2 separate regions of the Homo sapiens genome follow, and region 1 is linked to region 2. Evidence: chromatin contacts called from ENCODE Hi-C or POLR2A ChIA-PET data. All regions are on one chromosome and are shown on one strand. The core of a region is the stretch at or near the end of the contact, and the rest is flanking DNA. Distances in the headings are between cores, read along the strand shown. Region 1 overlaps SLC38A4-AS1 (SLC38A4 antisense RNA 1). Region 2 overlaps SLC38A4-AS1 (SLC38A4 antisense RNA 1).

Region 1 (6,275 bases), core at 3,575-6,074, 80 kb before region 2:
ACTCCTGGAATTAATAAGTGATTATAGCAAGGTTGCAAGACACAAATGTAACACACAATCACTTTCTCATATATCAACAATGAACAAGTGGAACGTGAAATTTAAAACACAGTACCATTTACAGTAGCACTCACAAAACTGAAAAACTTAAGTATACATTTAACTAAATATATACAAGATTTGTATGAGAAAAATTGCAAAACTCAGATAAAAGAAATCAAAGAAGAATTAAATAAATAGAGAGATATTCCATATTCATGAATAGGAAGATTCAATATTGCCAAGATGTCAGTTCTTCCCAACTTGATCTACAGATTCAATGCAATCTCAATTAAACTCCCAGCAAGTTATTTTGTGGATATCGACAAACTAATTCTAAAGTTTATATAGAGAGGCAAAAACATCCAGCAGAGTTAATGCAATATTGAAGGAGAATAATAAAGTCAAAGGACTGATATTACCTGACTTCAAGACTTATAAGTCTATAGTAATCAAGAGAATATGTTATTGGAGAAAAAAACAGGCAAATAGATAAACAGAACAGAATAGAGAGCTCAGACATAGACCCATATAATATAGGCAACTGACCTTTGACAAATGGATGAGGGCAACACAGTGTAGTAGAGATAATTTTTTCAACAAATTATGCTGGAAAAACTGAACATCCCTATGCAAAAAAAAAAAGAAGTAGAATAACCTAGATGCAGACTTTACACCCTTTACAAAATGAACTCAAGACATATCACAAACATAAATGTAAAATGCAAAACCATAAAACTCCTGGAAGATAACATAGGAAAATATCTAGATGACCTTGGGTTTGGTGATAACTTTTTATCTAAACACCACTTTGTATCCCAATGCCAAAAGTACAATCCACAAAATAAAGAATTGATAAGCTGAACTTGATTAAAATTAAAGTGTTCTTCTCTGTGAAGGACTTTGTCAAGAGAATAAAAAGTCAAGTCACAGACTGTGAGAAAATATTTGCAAAGATATATCTGATATCTGATAAAGAAATGTTATCCAAAATATATAAAGAACTCTTAAAACTTAACAATAACAAAAAAAACAACCCAACTAAAAGCTGGGCCAAAGACAAGAACAGACACCTCACCAAAGAAGATATACAGATGGTAAACATGCATATGAACAGGTGCTGCACGTTATATGTTATCAGGAAAATGCAAATTCAAACAAGGAGCTACCAATACATGCCTATTAAAATGGCCCAAATCCAGAACACTGACAACACCAATTGCTGGTGAGGATGTGAAGCAACAGGTACTCTCATTCATTGCTGTTGGCAATGCAGAATGGTACAGCCACTTTGGAAGGCAGTCTGGCAGTTTTCTACAAAATTAAACATACTCTTACCACATGATCTAGCAATCACTCTTGTTCGTATTTACCCAAAGGAGTTAAAAATTTTTGTCTACACAAAACCCTGCACATGGCTGGTTACAGAAACTTTGTTTATGATTGTTAAACCTTGGAAGCAACCAAGATTTCCTTAAGTAGATAAATAAATAAATAAACTGTGGTACATCCAGATAAAGGAATTATATTCAGTGTGGTCCCCCCAAAATGAAATACTTAGATATATATTTAACTAAATATTTACAAGATCTATTTGAGAAAAACTATAAAACTCTGATGAAAGAAATCAAAGAATTAAATGAGTGGAGAGACATTCTATGTTCATGGATAGGGAAACTCAATATTGTCGAGATGTAAGAATCTAAAGATCAACATAGGTCTATTGATTGATTTAACAAGCCATCAATCAACCCATCTGAAAAGGCTATATACTGTTAGATTTCAACTATATGACATTTTATAAAAGGCAAAACAATGGAGATAGTAATATAATCAATGGTTAGGGAGGAGGGAGGCATGAAAAGGCAGAGCACAGAGGATTTTTAGGACAGTAAAACTACTCATTGTGATACTATAATGACAAATACATGTCATTATACATTTGCCCAAACCTATAAAATGTACACTACCAAGAGTGAACCCTAATGTAAACTATGAGCTTTGGGTGATAATAATGTATATTTATCAATTGTAACAAATGTACCCTGTGGATGGATGCAGAGAGGATGTTGATAATAGAGGAAACTGCATATGTGGGGACAGTGAGTATATGAGAAATCTCTGTATCTTCCACTCAACCTAACTAAAACTACTCTAAAACTAGTCTATCTTTTAAGAAAGTATCTTAGAGTGATACACAATAATTTCTAACATCACTATCAAATTAGTAAAAAGAAGCACCAACACTGGATGTTTGCATTAAAAAAATTAAGTGAAGCTTAGAGAATACATTTAAGCCTTAAGGTGAAGTGCAGAAAGAGTTAATGGGAAAGACTGGTGTCTGGTAGTGCCCCATCTTTTGTTGTTGTTGTTGTTGTTGTTGTTGTTTCTTACTCACTCTACCTCCATGAAGAGCACCTAAAGACATATTTAGTAGCCAAGACTAGTCAATAATAAGTTTCTATACTTGCTTGTTTTAAATTAGAAACAAATTGGTACATAGAAAAGCTAATATTGATATAAAGACTTTGTTACATAAATATGAGCAATGTCCACAAGCCTGAGATGGTAAAGTATGACCCATAACTTCTCTTCTTCCAGATGATCCCTGGAGCCTTTTCTGAAGAATGCACACTTATCCTTGCCTCCACCTCAGTCCGAGAGTAGGGTTCACCACCTTTCTTGACACAATGTCCACCATTCAGGTGCTTTTCAGCCTGCAGTAGTTTGGTCTTCTAACTCTACTGGGAATTGATTCAAGGCAGAAATGTGCTGCTGAGTGTCTTCCTGGTGATATGGATGAAAACAACAAGTTTTGTGGGGATTTATAGTTATCCTCTAAACCATTTCTTCTGTAAACTACATCACTCCTTTGTGGGGAATGGCCAGAAACAATCTCAGTCCCAACTTTTATGGGAAAAAGAATTTCCTGAGTTACTTCTGAAGTGATCTCACTCACATATTATGTAGGAAAAGCTTTTACTAAGCTTTACATAGCAAAAATGTTGGTCATAAAAAACATGCTTACCACAGACAAACCTCACTTCTAAAAAGCAACACCAACATTTCAGCTTCAACCCTGATGACCTCTATATCTCACATCCCTTCACTTATACTTTCTTTGCACTGTATGGCCAATGCCTCCCCAGCCCTAAATACAAAGCTTTCTTAATCACTTTCACACCTACCTGACTCTCATTCTGAGAGATGGCAGAAGCCCAGTATTTCTAGGCTTATTGTAATGCTAGCAACGTTTATTGTAATGACAACCAGTTTCAATAAGCTACCAGTTGACATGTCAATTCCTCTGAAAACACTAATTTTGACACTTGGAATGATTTAAGGAGAGCACAAGAGAATGGAGGAAATGAACCCATCTTGAAGCCTGGCCATTGTGACAGCCTCTCACTATGTGACAGTCATTTCACACAGAGTGAGTTCTAAGGTATAACACATCTTCTTTTTTTGTTTTTTTTTTTTTTTTTTGAGATGGAGTTTCACTTTTGTTGCCCAGGCTGGAGTGTAATGACACAATCTCAGCTCACTGCAACCTCCACCTCTCGGTTCAAGCGATTCTCCTGCCTCAGCCTCCCAAGTAGCTGGGATTACAGGCATGCACCACCACACTTGGCTAAATTTTTGTATTTTTAGTAGAGACGGGGTTTCTCCATGTTGGTCAGGCTGGTCTCGAACTCCTGACCTCAGGTGATCCACCCACCTCGGCCTCCCAAAGTGCTGGGATTACAGGCATGAGCCACCATGCCCGGCCTGGTATAACACATCTTCCAAGACAAGACATCTGTGGGAGTCACTAGACAGCCTCTGGTGGGAACAAGAAGTATTTCAAGAACCAGCTTCATCATAATTGTCCTTCAGTGACTCTGCACAGAGCCAAAATATCACCTTTCTTTACTCCAGAATAGATGGCCCCTCCTCCAGTCACTCCTGTCAAAACTCTGTACTCCACACCCTTCCCTAGGATTCCTCCAAATCCTCACAATCAGATAAAAGCACTGCCTTTGCTCAACCTCCATAGCATTATGTATCTATTGGATATTTTAAATATTCAATTTGCATTACAAATGTGTAATTGTTTAATCTCTTTATTAACTGGTAAAAAGGCAAGAACATTTTTTTAACCACCCCAGGACCTAGTGCTATACCTTGACCTAGTAGGAACTCGGTATTTGCCACTACTAAATACAGATGGTCTGCCACCATCACCAGTATGTTGCTAAGATTAATATTTATTTTTATTATCCTAATATATTTGAAAGCTTCAAAAAGAGACAGTGTAATAAATCCCAATACAAAAATTTGCTAGGATTCAATTAGAGCTTTTATGCTTTTTTTTTTTTTTTTTAAAAAAAGATTACTTAGTCCAAAAATCTAGGATCTAAGGATTTTTTTATGTAAGTCATTGGATGTAAGCAGAAATATGTAATATGATAAAGCAACATTTAAATTATTAATAACAATTAACCATAGTAGAACAGAGTGCTTTTCTTTTTCTGCCACTGAAATGTACATTCTGTCCCTTTAGAGGATGGTTATGTAACATGCCATTGAAATCCTACCTGCCCCATCTCAAAACTGGTAGGGTGCCTGCTTGCCAACTCCAAATGTCTTACATTTCTTCTTCTATTTCATCCTAAGAATTACCCAGTCATTTTCATCAGGCTTCCATTCCAGGACTCCTCCTGTAGCCCAATGTTGCAAACAGGTGCAGTCAGCAAGGGTGCCAAGTGACAGGAGCCAATCCTGGAAATCAGAGTTAGAGAATCTCTCTCTCTCGCTCTCTCTCTCTCACACACACACACACACACATATGTACACACACACATGATACCCAAGCTAACCACAGTTATCAGAATCACTGAGTTGTGAAAATAGTTCATTTTGCAATCACTATGTTAATTAGTTAATCATTGCAAAGATTAGCGATGGTGACAACCTTTGGTTTGTGCTCCTTTAAACTAGTTAACTATGGAATGGAAAATCAAAATCACAGCTGAAAATGTCAGAGAGAGTTGCCTGTTTTCTTCACAAACACAGAGCCATAGACACTTCAACAACAAATGATTCCAGTGGGGCAATAGAGAAATGAAAGGCAGGATCACACGAGATTGGCTTCTGAGGTACCCACCTCTCCCATGGGGGCCTTAACTCTGATTTCTTATTCAGTGGGCCTGGGGATTTGGTTCAATCTCTTAGTTACACGGATGAGGTTATACAGATGAGAAGAGATCCATGCAGCACACACATCCTGGGAGCCTACAGAGCCAGTGCTTCTGAAACAGTGAGGAAATCAGGGGTTGCTCAGCAGACAGTTTGGGAGGAAGCAGGAAGCCAGGAACACTGAGTCTTATTCATTTTCTTTAATGCAAGGTAGTAGAGCACATAACAGGGCAGGAGTTCTCCAAGTGTGGACCCCAGACAGGACCAGCAGCATCAGCATCACCCTCAAATGTGTTAGAAGAGCAAATTCTTGGATCCTACTCTGGATCTATTGAATCACAAATTCTGGAGTTGGAATGCAGAAATCTATGTTTAAACAAACTCTTCAGATGTTTTTGATGCATTCCAATGTTTGAGAACCCTGCAACAGGAGATAGTCAGTAATCATTTGTATTGCCTTTTGAGAAAGCTCAACTTGCTTCTAGATATGGGTGGACCTAGATCTGGAAACTCACTGAAGACCTCACTGCCAATAGACTGTGAAGGTCATAGTGAGAATTTGAGAATTCCTATCTCTTTCCTATCCAGAGTAACTGATCAGTTCTCACAGTTTCCAGGAATGGACATCCCGCTGAGTTCCCTCCATTAGGACCTGCTGTGGGACAAAGTTGCCTACATCATTATCATCATCACCATCACCACCAGCATCATCATCATCACTGCCAACATTTACACAGTGGTTGCTATTTGCCAAGCACAATTATTAGAACTTTATAAATATTTATCCACTTAATCTTCACACACACACACACACATCATGAGGTTGTACTATATTTGTATTCTCCCCATTATACAGATGAGGGGACTGAAACAAAGAAAGATTAAGTGATCCTTCAATAATTTCACCACCCCTAAGGGTCAGAACAGGGTTTTGAACCCAAGTAAACTGCCTCCTGAACTCTATTCATGAACTCTGCACAAGAAAGGCAACCTAGATAGTGGTTGAGACCTCCTGATTTGGAGCCAGGATATCTGGATTTTAGTCTGGCGGCAGCACT
Region 2 (6,076 bases), core at 1,081-3,580:
TAATATATACATTATATATTTAGCTCAATATAGCCTTCCCACAATGTATACATATCCCAAAACATCATGTTATACACCATAAATATATACCACTTTTATTCATCAATTAAATAAATAATCCTATATCTGTGGTGATAGTAACAGCTTACCCATTACATACGCCAAGGTAATGTTCTAAGCACTTTATAAATATTAACTTGTGTAATCATTCTAATAACCCTCTGAGATAGGTAGTGTTAGTGGTAGTGAAATTATCGCCATGTTACAGATGAGGAAATTGAGGTACACAGGGATTACACACAGCCAGGTCCTGGAGCAGATCCTGGATGCAAACCCAGTCTGTGCTCTTATCCACCATGTTCTATGGCCTCTTATTCGTACCATTGTTCTGCTGAAACATGTCAAAAATTATGGTTTTTTGGTTCAATGATCTAGAGAGCATGTTGAAAATATATCTCTACCCCTTTTCATATTCTAAGAATAAATTCTACTTGATAATTCCTGGTGGGAGTGATATTCAAAACAAAGCAAAACAAAACCTTCAATTCTTTTCAATCAGAAATTTAGTCTACTTGGATTTAAAACAAAAAGAGATGATTTCATAACTACTTTTCAAAAACAAGAGGCTCAGTTCCTCATGCTTTAGCAAAATGCTTCTTTATTATTGCAGAGTACATTGCACATAGGTTTGATAGACATTCTACTGTGAAGGAAATGATTCTCCTAAAATTTGGTACAGCACTATGTGAAATGGTGCCCTTAGTCTAAAGTTTAGGATATAAATTAATGTGGAAAAATCAGACCTGAACTGGCCCTGCTCTATCTCCATGTCATTTTGGAGCTAGAAATGCATCTACAGAAGGTGTGTTGATGACTAAACCCTTGTCATCTCAAATCATGCTGCTTCCTAGGTTTCAATCATTCCAGAAGATTTCAAGAAAGGAAGAAAAAGCAACAAAGCAAAAGAGACACCAATTTAGTCTGAAGAATGCCTTTTGACTTTTTTAACAGTAGTGAGATTCTTTTTGATCCCAAAGTGCTGGGATTACAGGCGTGAGCCACCACGCCCAGCCTGACACACTCCTTTTGATGAAGGCGAAGCTGTTTGTCCAAGTGTTTGTTTGTTTGTTTGGTTGGTTGGTTGGTTTCTTTTTAGAGTTAAGGTACTGAGGTTAGAGCAAAAGACTCAGCTTTACTCAGCTGAAAAGGGGATAGGGATGATGTAGGAATTAAAAGGATACCAAAGCTACTTCTATTTTGTCAACGTATAACTAGGTTTAAAGGGCTTAGAGCACAGAAACCTAGTGACTAGGTTTCAATTTGAAGAGAAAAATTATTTAGAATGAAATGCAGTCAGCCACTGCATTGAACGATTGACAGTCCACTGAGGGAGACCTCCATCTTTTAACAGAAGACCTAGGAAGTGATACAAAATTTAAAAAAAGTTCCCATCTTTAGAGGAGCTTATCAATTGTCTGGGAACTGCCCATGAAATCGTCACAAAAATTTTCAAAGCAGTAAACCATAAAAAACAAGTGCATATGGCTTAATTAAACTTGGTAACGAATCACAGCCAGTATTTGTCAAATGTCAGGTACTGTATGATGTGCTTTACATACATTTCATCCCCGTTTCACGGGTGAACAAATTGATGCTCCAAGGGGCTTATGTACCTTGCCCAAGGTTACACATATGCTGGCTACAAATTCTACTCTCTCCCTCTCTCTACTATCACTCACTACCCATAAAAAATGTACTATCATTACTAAAAATGAAGGTAGTATAGTGGTGTGGAAAGTTACAAAATATTGTTAAATGACAAAAATCATACAAGTTGTATACATCACAACCATGAAAAGTTTATATGCAGGTAGGAGAGACTTGGAAGGAAACAGAGAAGTTCAAGAAGTTGTGTTAGGGTGGTAGGATTATGGAGGACACTTAGAAAGTTCTTTTATCTTGTTGCAAAATTAGGTAAAGTGTATTTAAATTAGATAGAAAGGTGTTGAAATCCATCAGGGAAGACTTCCTGGATAAAGGCACTTTTCATCACCGTTTCAGAAGGAAGGAGGGTTTCATGCTGGCCTTGAGGAGAAAGAAGTCATCAGAGCAGTGACAAGACAGTTAATTCAGCATTTCAAAGTATGCACAATAGTCACCTCCTTATTCTCAGTTTCAGTTACCCAGGATCAACTGCAGTGTGAAAATAGTAAATGGAAAATGTATAAACAATTCATAAGTTTTAAATTGCACGCCATTCTGAGTAGTGTGATGAAATCTTGTGTCATCCCATTCCACCCCTCCCAGGAAATGAATCATCCCTTTGTCCAGTACGCTGGTGCTGTACGGTACGTATGTACAGGAAAAAGCATAGCATATATAGGGTTCGGTACTAACTGCAGTTTCGGGCATCCACTGGGGGCCTTGGAACATATCTTCATGGTACCAGAGAAATTCATGTTAAACAAGTCTGCCATAACACAAAGATAGTTGTCAGGAAGGGTAAGCTGAGATGTCTGAATTTTACAAGTTAGAAAATGAGGAGTAACATGATGAAAGGATGTGAGAAAGTTTATTCTAACTGCTGTGTGGAGGATGGTTGAGAGGAAAGAGAGAACAGAACAGGGAGACCACAAGAAGACAGTGAAATGACAATGAGAAAGACATTTGGATGTGGTGTGAGCTGAGCATTGGAGCACAGCTATCTCAACTACCCCACAAATAGTCTCAGATAAATGCACCCACTGCTCAAAATTCCCACCCCCCACCTCCTTTTTTTTTTCTTCTTCTTTTTTTTTTTTCGAGATAGAGCCTCACACTGTCACCCGGGCTGGAGTGCAATGGTGCGATCTCGGCTCACCGCAACCTCTGCCTCCTGGGTTCAAGCGATTCTCCTGCCTCAGCCTCCCAAGTAACTGGGATTACAGGCACACACCACAACACCCGGCTAATTTTGTGTATTTTTAGTAGAGATGGGTTTTCACTATGTTGGCCAGACTGGTCTCGAACTCCTGACCTCGTGATCTGCCCAGCTTGGGCTCCCTAAGTGCTGGGATTACAGGCGTGAGCCACCGTACCCGGCCAAAATTCCCCTTCTTTAAAGTGAGGGTAGGGAACCTACAACCTTGGTAATCCCATGAGACTGTTACCACATTACACCAAGGTTGTCATAGGCATAAAGCTCTACAGGTACACAAATAATATGAAGAGAGAATACTCAAAGTATTTAAGTGTTGCCTTCCCTCTGCTCTTGAGGAACCCAGGAAGATTTTGAATGAGTCTTATATGAGTGGGTATGCATGCCACACCTATTAAACAGACAAACAATATAGTTAAAGTGAAATGCTCTGACTTGCATTTCATCAGTCATCAGCAGATAGAGCAGAGCTATAAGTTTGTCTACCTAGGATGGTGGGCAAATTGTTAAGAGGTAAATATATAAAAAACAGCTGCTATTTTAGAACCACACAACATAAGGGCTTTGCACATTCCCTTTTGTGTGACTTCAGACCATGGAATAAGCACATACTTTAGGAAGACGTGCTCTTGTTCTAATTATGGAAATGACTGAACTGATCAAATTACTGGCAGCATATCCTGCGTTACACCAAAGAAACAATTCCAACAAAGGGCTTTGATTTGATGATTGAAAATTGCCAGCCATTTCTGTGGGACTTTGAAGAAACGGAAAGCTCAACTGATGAGAAAAGCATAAACAAGGGCAGTGGAAGGTCGTTTAGCCTTTATTACCACTGTGGTGGTGGTTGTTTTAGCTTTAGTTACCACTGCCTAATTCAAAGAAAAATAACTATTAAGAAAAGGAGTTATATTAAGTCTCTGTAAACTTTGAAGAGAAATCCTGATTTTTTTTCTGATGATTCTTCTTATAGTTGGATGTTCAATTTGTATCATATTTACTAGATTTTAAAACAAGTACTTTTCCCAATTAAAAAGATTGAGAAAGAGGGACAAGGGAAAAAAAATGGCCTAATGCTGATTCTGATTGGCTCATTTCCTGTGTCCCATTTCCTGCAAATAACAACAAAAGATTCACTCTTTGCCTAGATTGGAGAATGAGAGGCAACTTGCCTGTGGGTGTTTGGTTGAGGGAGGTGGTTAGTAAAGCAACAACAGAAGGCAACCCCTCAATCATTCTTGAAGGAGAAATGCTTGGTATTTTTTCAAGGAAATAGAATCAGACTTCTGGGAGTGCCTAGGGGCATGAAATAGAGAATTCAGTAGCCCAATAAATATAGTACACATTCTTGTCATTTCATGTTCTAGACAAGGTAATTAAAATATGCATAAGATTTTCTGCTCCCCAGTTATTTTTACTTCCAGGTAGATTGAACAGTCAGCTGATTCACCTTCTTGGGCAATGCCCATTCATTCTTGACACTCTCCTATTCCCCATCCTGTCCATAATCCCTCCTCACACACAAGCACATGCCAATAGGTGAGATAGCAAAAGTAATAATATGTCCATTTAGCACTAGTATGCCTTTAGAGATGTTGAATTTTCTGTGGCAGATCTACAAACTATCCAGTTTTTCCCAAAGGGGTAGCTTCTGTCAAGTGCAGAAGGACACCAAGAAGTCACATCTCTGAATATCTTTTTCTTTTTGCCCTTTCTGGCTGGCCTATATGACAAAGAATGATGAAATATTCATAAATTACATTTCTATTTGCCCGTACTTTACTGAGAAACCTGTACTGACTTGCATAAAAATGGCATACTGGTTAACCCTCATCAGTTAGTTTGTATATTCCTGCCTTCTCAGGCCAGCCTTCTTCATCTCTCTGCTGACAGAAATTTCATTCCTTCCCTGCCCTACTCTCAAAATGTGTTCTCAAGATAGAACCCAAAAGACTGATTCTTCTTCAGGGAAGAAATAATTAATGAAGCTTTAAGTGGGTTCTTCTTTAGTATAAAGTGCTTCATTTTGAAAGGGGAGGAATGAATTTATAATTGTAGAATTTCAGATTTAAAAAAAAAATTAAAAAGCTGAATTTGGTGGAAAGGTCCTCTTGGTGCCTCTGAAATCATGCCCTCCTTACCCAAGAGGTCACATTCCTTCTGGAGTTGACGCAGGTGCCAAATACCCCAAGAACTGACAGCAGTTCATCACTTGTATTTCATTTGCATCTGCTCCACTGATACTTACTTACTGGTTGTGTGGGCGTGTGTTTATTTGCTGTGAGTTCAGCAGTTAGAGGAAGCTTATGTGGTTAATGTGCTTAGCCATGAGATGAGATGTAAGCTGCCTGTCCACCTCTATGGAGCCCTGAGCTTCCTTGCCTGTGGCTTCAGACACTGGGTCCCTTTCTCTGTTGGCATTCCCACTAAAGCTAGAAACTCTGACCTGAAGAACCCTGCTCCTTTATATCTCCTTTATCAGCAACTACTCTGGAGGGGGCAGGAGAGAAACACCATGAGGTCAACAGGATGCTTGTAAAGGGTACCTTCTAGGCTCCCTCTTCCACCTCCCACCCTGCCAATTCCTCCAGATAAGAAGGAAGCACTGCTGCTCCCATGCATTTTCATGCAAGCAAAACCCAAAATAGTTGGATAGTAGAACACATAATACTATGTGATCACCATCTCCTCCTTTCCCTCTCCAAACCTTCTCTTCCTGTGGTGCTCAACACAGGAAGAGCCTGTGTGTGTCACAGTAATTGTTGACATGGGCTTGGGAGCCTACCTGGGTACAAATCTCAACACCACCACTTACTCCATCTGAGACACTAGGCAGACTTCCTAATTGCTCTGAGCTTCACCTTCTTCATCTATAAAATGGAGAAAATAACTATTTTGCAGATTGATATGAGGATGAAATAAAATAATGCATGCAAAGCACTTAGCAGTACGCCAGGTACATAATGAGCACTCAATAAATGGTACCTATTATTAATGGAGCCACCATATATCTAGTTACTCAAAATTGTCACCTACCTTAGACATCATTCCTCCTTTTTTTCCCCATAGTCAATCTGATCTTAAGTCCAGTGAATTCTACCACCTAAACACAGCTGAACTCATTTCCTCCTCTCTCTCACTGCCTTAATAGCTCAGGCC

The links. A loop is a pair of places that touch in the nucleus more often than their neighbours do. ChIA-PET counts read pairs that join two places held with the same protein, here RNA polymerase II (POLR2A). Pooled maps may share reads with other maps.
Region 1: a loop to region 2 is called in a pooled map, with 2.8 times the contacts of the local background. The contact joins two enhancer-like sites. A Hi-C loop is called at or near these places in 4 of 50 pooled maps. POLR2A ChIA-PET finds 5 or more read pairs at or near these places in 3 of 52 experiments (CD4-positive, alpha-beta T cell, CD8-positive, alpha-beta T cell and activated T-cell).

What each region holds. Positions count from the first base shown.
Region 1 is chr12:46,628,585-46,634,859 of GRCh38, reverse strand. All of the region lies in intron 3 of SLC38A4-AS1 (SLC38A4 antisense RNA 1), which reads right to left. Among named protein-coding and RNA genes, the nearest start is that of SLC38A4, 190 kb to the left of the region's middle. Within about 2 kb of position 4,824, at least 3 of the 41 ENCODE cell types and tissues checked have a DNase peak (open chromatin) inside an H3K27ac peak, as active enhancers do.
Region 2 is chr12:46,546,210-46,552,285 of GRCh38, reverse strand. All of the region lies in intron 3 of SLC38A4-AS1 (SLC38A4 antisense RNA 1), which reads right to left. Among named protein-coding and RNA genes, the nearest start is that of SLC38A4-AS1, 170 kb to the right of the region's middle. RefSeq lists an enhancer at 2,172-2,321. Within about 2 kb of position 2,330, at least 7 of the 41 ENCODE cell types and tissues checked have a DNase peak (open chromatin) inside an H3K27ac peak, as active enhancers do.